Regions from separate parts of the Homo sapiens genome. Here region 1 is linked to region 2. The links are chromatin loops, found by intact Hi-C in ENCODE. Cell type or tissue: tibial artery. All regions are shown on one strand. Region 1 overlaps SLC60A1 (solute carrier family 60 member 1). Region 2 overlaps RAB7B (RAB7B, member RAS oncogene family).

Region 1 (2,500 bases), 400 kb after region 2:
TTATGCTAAATCGGAACTCCTTCAGAGCAGTGGGAAATGGCTCCTGCTTCTGAGGTTGCCTGGGGAAGCCTCCACCACCTCCCTCAGGGGCCCCTGCTTGTGTCTCACCACCCTGGTTGCCAGGAAGTACCGCATCAAGTCTAACTATTGTCCTTCTTGCTGCAACTTCAGCCCAGTTCCTTTCACTTAGGAAAGACAGGAAGCCCAGGGAGCTGCAGATGTCTCCCAGAGGCTGGTGAGAGCGCCCAGCTATTGGGCTCTTCCTGGCCCACGGGAGAGGCATAGGATAGAGATGGAAGGCTGGCAGACTGCCAGCCCCTGCCTGGTGGTGTTCTGGGGGAGCCCTTCCCTGCCCCTGGAGGCAGGCTGGCTCTCACCAGTATTTCCTCAAGTCACCTAACAGGAGTGAAAGACAAAAACCACCCCTGTGTTGGCACCTCCCTATGGTGACCTTGGGAGCCTTTCTGCACACTCAAAAAGAAGTCAAGGTCAGACATGGCCCCTGGCAGTCAGGCCTGAGTGGGGAGAGAACAGCCCCTGCTGAGCCCTAATGGGGGAGACACAGCCCTTCCTCCAGTGTGAGGGGGGAAACAGGAAACCCACCCACAGAGGCCTGTAGTGGCAGAGTGCCTGAGTGAAGGCCAAGTGGAAACAGCTGTACAAGAGGCGTGATCGCTCAGGTGGGGCTTTCCAGGGAGGTGGGTGCTGGGAAGGGCTTCACAGAGGATTGGCTGGCATTGCTGGCAGGAACACACCCAATTTTATAAGAATTCCATTCAGGGAAGGCAGCCCCACCTTAAAAGTCAGAGAAGGGCAGGTGGGGTGCACATGTGTGTGTGCGTGTGCACCCACATGAGTACATGCACAGCCCATCTTCCTCCGTGCTGGACTGTTTATTTTCAGACACAAACCAATAGAAAAAGTCCGGAAATCCTGCAGCAAACAAAGTCCCTCCAGCCTGCACTTCATGGGGCAAGAGAGAACAAACCTCGGGCTTAAGCCGGACCTTCCGGCTTCCTGGTCTGGGAGTCTCAGCCTAGAGGTTCTACTGACACTGCTCCTTTCCTTCGCAGGTCTCTCCTGGAAGGAACGGGCCCAAAGCCGCATTCTTTCCAAAACAATGGATGGGCATGGGCTGAAAAGGGAAGGAGCAGACGGAGAGGGTGGGTTTATGAGAGCCCCCAGAGGAGATTCGGGCCAGGGAAAGGAAATCTACAAAGGAAAGGAAGGAAAAGGACTGGTGATGAGGGGGCAGCAGGTAGATGGTCTATGCTGAGGGTCAGGGCTTCCAGCCGGGCTCAGCCTCCTATCAGTCCCTTGTCAGGGCTTTGAGCTGGTGATGGCATGACACCCCCACCCTTGCCCTGCTGCTCACTGGAATGGTGGTCTCAAAGGCTCCTTTCAGTGCTATGTGTGTGGCATATTCTGAGGCTCAGCAGCAGCTGGGCAGCTGCTCTAGTGCCTGAGTCCAGCCCACCTGCCCCAGGAGAGCTGAGAAGTCCACCTACTGCAAAGAGAGGCTCTAAGCCACCATGACAAGCAGCATGGTGCCTCCATCCCACAGCCAAGACAGTGGCCACTGTAATGCTCCCCACCCCCGGCCCAGGAGCCAGGGATGCTCTGGTGTTCCCGACAGTCCTCCCCAACCCAGGTGGATGGGGGTAGGGGGTCTCCCCACCTGACACTCTGGCTCCAGTCTGGGCTAACGTGAGAGATCCCAACTTGGGTTTGCAGAGCACCAGAGGAGGTTTCCAGCTGGAGGCCAGAGTCAGTGCTGACTTGGCAGGGGTGTACAAAGCGGGCCTCGGTATGTGACGCAGTCACGGGGTGAAGTGGTCTCTCGCTGTTCCCACCATAGGCTGCCTTGGCAGGCAGGGCCCTTCAGAGGTCATCTTGTCTGTCTCCTAGCCTCCACAGGAGCCCCTGACAGGAGGGCACAGGAGAATCCCACCATTGATGAAGGGACCCAGAGAAAAACCTTCCACTTCCTGCCGGGGTCTGTCCAGGGTCCACTTCATCTGGCCTTGGAGGAAAAAACTAGTTTCCCACAGAACCTCAGATAATTCGAAAGTTGACCCTGATTTTCACTGTGCTCAGCTCACTGTTTTACCCTCCTTGAGAACTGCAATCACAGGTCGCTGAAGGATGGTGGAGTAGTGCAGGGGATCCCGGGGAGGGTTTGTCCTCCCATCCTCCTGCCTCTGGGATGCACACCTCAGCCCCAGCACGTTTCTCAGCATCTGAAGAATCTTCACTGGGTGTGGGGTGGACTGGGATGTGTGGACTGTCCACTAGCTCCCTACCTGGCCCACCCCAGGGACACTCACATTGATGAGGGCCATGATCCAGAAGGCATAGGACACTCGGGTCCCTGCCCCGTCCTTTGGAGTCAGCCCTGGGAACGTCTGGTTGGACCAAGGCTTGGCATCTACGTGGTGCTGGCCCAGCACCCTGGAGACATGGAACAGGTGGCCTCGGGAGGTGGTGTTGGCCGTGCTAT
Region 2 (2,500 bases):
CTCCAGACGCCTGCTCTGGAAGCCCAGAAACAGAGCCTGCCCCGAGCCTGGTCACCCCAGGCTTGAGAACAGGTGACCATCCCCCTCCAGCCCCACTGCCTGCCCAAGCACAGTGCAGGGGGCCTAAGCTCTGCGGCAGAGCCCTTGACCCTGGTGCTGGGCCCAGAGTCAGAGGGCAGCCCCTGGCTCAGGCTGAGTATAGTGAGAGCGTCTGGATGAAGCCCGGAATGTCAGAGCCAAACCCTGGTCCTGCAGAAGTCACCGTTTCCGCAGTGGCTCCAGCTTTCCCCACCCATCCACCCCTCAAACACTCCCGCTCCAGAACACACATCTCCGCAGACCGGCCACTGATTGGAGTCTGGTTACATCCTCCTGTGGACAGACCTTCCTCACCCGCTCCCACCTCACACCCCTCAGCCACAAGCAAAGCTTTGGACAATGGCACAGCTCAGCCTCCTTCAACGAGCAGACTAAGGAGTAAAGGTCTGGACCCCACATGCTGGGCCCGCCTCAGCTCCTGGCAGAAGCTGTCGTGCCTGAGACCCCCTCTGCTCCCTCCAGGGTAGAAGACTGAGGGAGCACAGGAGAAGCCACAAGGGACCATGGCTCATTCCTCCTTGCTGGGTGCTCAGGCAACTCACATAAATCTCTGAGTCTCAATTTGTTTATCTGTCCTGTGGGGGTGAGATGTGCCTTGCCCCCTGTATCACAGTGTGGTTTTGAGGACCAGAAGCTGTGCTTAAATCCAGTAGCTGTTGTCAATATGCATTTATTTACTTCTTTGACAAGTTTATTTTTGCGTATCTACTATGTACGATGCATTGAAGTCCAGTGACAAACAAAACACAGGGACTCTGCCCTCCTGGAGCCGACATCTGGTGAGGGAGAGACGCAGACTCTAGACAGATATTTCCAAATAGCAGGTAAGTGCTATAAACAAAGGGAAACAGGGTAATGGGATAGAGTGACAGGGGGTGGGATGAGTTGCTATTTTAGATGAAGTGGTCCAGGAGGGCTTCCCTGAGGAGGTGGCATTTGGTCTGAGGGCTAGAGAATGAGAAAGCAGCTGTCACCTGAGAGCTGGAGAAAGAACATTCCAGGGAGAGGGAGCATCAAGACCCAAAGCCCTGAGGCAAAAACAAGCTTGCCATGTTCCAGGAACAGTGAAAGGACATCCATTGACCTAATACTCAAAGCTGCTGTCCCAAAGACAAAGCAAAGGGGACCCAGCTCCCTTGGGTGGCTCCTAGATGCTCTGCTGCCTGACCACCAGAGGGCAGCAGTGCTCCTTCTCTTCCAGGCTGAGCAGAAAGTGGATGCTCATGAAGGTTTTAGGAGCTGGGGTTTTGTCCTTCAGATGCTCAAAGCTTGTTCATGGGCTTGGAGGCATGTTTAGCCCTTTGGGATTTGTAAGGCAGAGAATTCCAATTTCTTAAGCCTAGTAAGAAATGAGCAAAAACTTCAATATATATGACTCAGGCAAGAAATCAGCATCTGTGGCAAATACTAGAATGAAATGCAAGAAAGCTCACTGCAAGGAGTCTCCCTCCCTGCAGATTCCAAGGCTGGAATCTTTTTCTTCTGGCTCCAGGCAGCACAGACAGGGCCTAGCCTGGAGAGGGTGGACAAGATGTCCTCTCAGGGTCTTCAATGGCCAAGTCCATGCCCACTGCAGAATCTTTCTGTCTACCCGTAAGTATCCTTTCCTGAGTTCCAGGCAAAGCTGGGGATGTTAGCCTATGACTGTCATCTGACTTGGAAGGTACACCTAGGGGCCGGGGGGAGGTCAGCAGGGGAGTTTGGGAGCCACTTCTCCCCCCACGTGGCACTGGAGTGTGAACTGGCTCATTCTGGACACCAGCATGGAGCCAGCACGGGAACAGGGGGGCAGCCTAGAGCACAAGCTCTATCTGTGTCCTTCAGAGCTCCTGGGAAACATGATGCGCCCTCATGGGAATGGCATTTTGCATATCACACAGGCTGTCCTGGGAGTCAGGCAGACTGGATTGTCACGTGCGGTGTGCATGCAGCAGCTTGTGCACTGCAGTGGACCTGTGGACCATTTCTAAAGGTGCACAACAAATAATAAATGTGTCCTTCTTTGTTTTTATCTTTTGTGCGACTTAGATTTTATATTTTTAAAAATACATCTACGTGGTTCGATATGAAAAAGATACTAAAGGGCAGACAACTAAAAGTGAACTGAGACTGGCTACATAATTTACAGAACCCGGTGCAAAATGGAGATCCGGGTCTCTTGTTCAGACATTATTGAGTTTCAAGACAGCAACAACAGAGCCTACGATCAAGGATGGGCCCCACTGAGGGCAGGTCACTCATTCATGGAATCAATCCTTAGCAAACAATGAGTCTCAGACACACTGAAGCTAGAATGGAAAAGATTCTGAGTCTGCAAGAGGCAGAGCCACGCTCAGATTCAATAGGAGTTCCAAACCACACATTTTGCACCTTCTTCAGACTCAGGAGCCAGGACAGAATG

What was found. A loop is a pair of places that touch in the nucleus more often than their neighbours do. Peaks named below come from ENCODE experiments on the same cell type or tissue, not always from the same donor. Only the 100,000 strongest peaks of a DNase experiment are listed, where the experiment ranks them.
Region 1: a loop joins it to region 2, with 4 times the contacts of the local background. A loop is called at or near these places in 21 of 110 quality-filtered maps.

What each region holds. Positions count from the first base shown.
Region 1 is chr1:205,580,749-205,583,248 of GRCh38, reverse strand. SLC60A1 (solute carrier family 60 member 1) reads right to left here. Exons shown (of 10, transcript NM_181644.5): 3 at 2,328-2,500. LOC124904491 (a long non-coding RNA gene) reads left to right here. Exons shown (of 3, transcript XR_007066823.1): 3 at 1,074-2,329. Among named protein-coding and RNA genes, the nearest start is that of SLC60A1-AS1, 13 kb to the right of the region's middle. In tibial artery, no CTCF peak of the experiment used is centred here; a DNase peak (open chromatin) is centred at 1,308; H3K27me3 peaks cover 2,305 bases.
Region 2 is chr1:205,976,350-205,978,849 of GRCh38, reverse strand. RAB7B (RAB7B, member RAS oncogene family) reads left to right here. Exons shown (of 6, transcript NM_001164522.3): 6 at 1-2,110. SLC26A9-AS1 (SLC26A9 and RAB7B antisense RNA 1) reads right to left here. Exons shown (of 4, transcript NR_110984.1): 4 at 755-2,500. Among named protein-coding and RNA genes, the nearest start is that of RAB7B, 26 kb to the left of the region's middle. In tibial artery, a CTCF peak has its summit at 1,262 (motif pointing right); DNase peaks (open chromatin) are centred at 1,259, 1,689 and 1,939.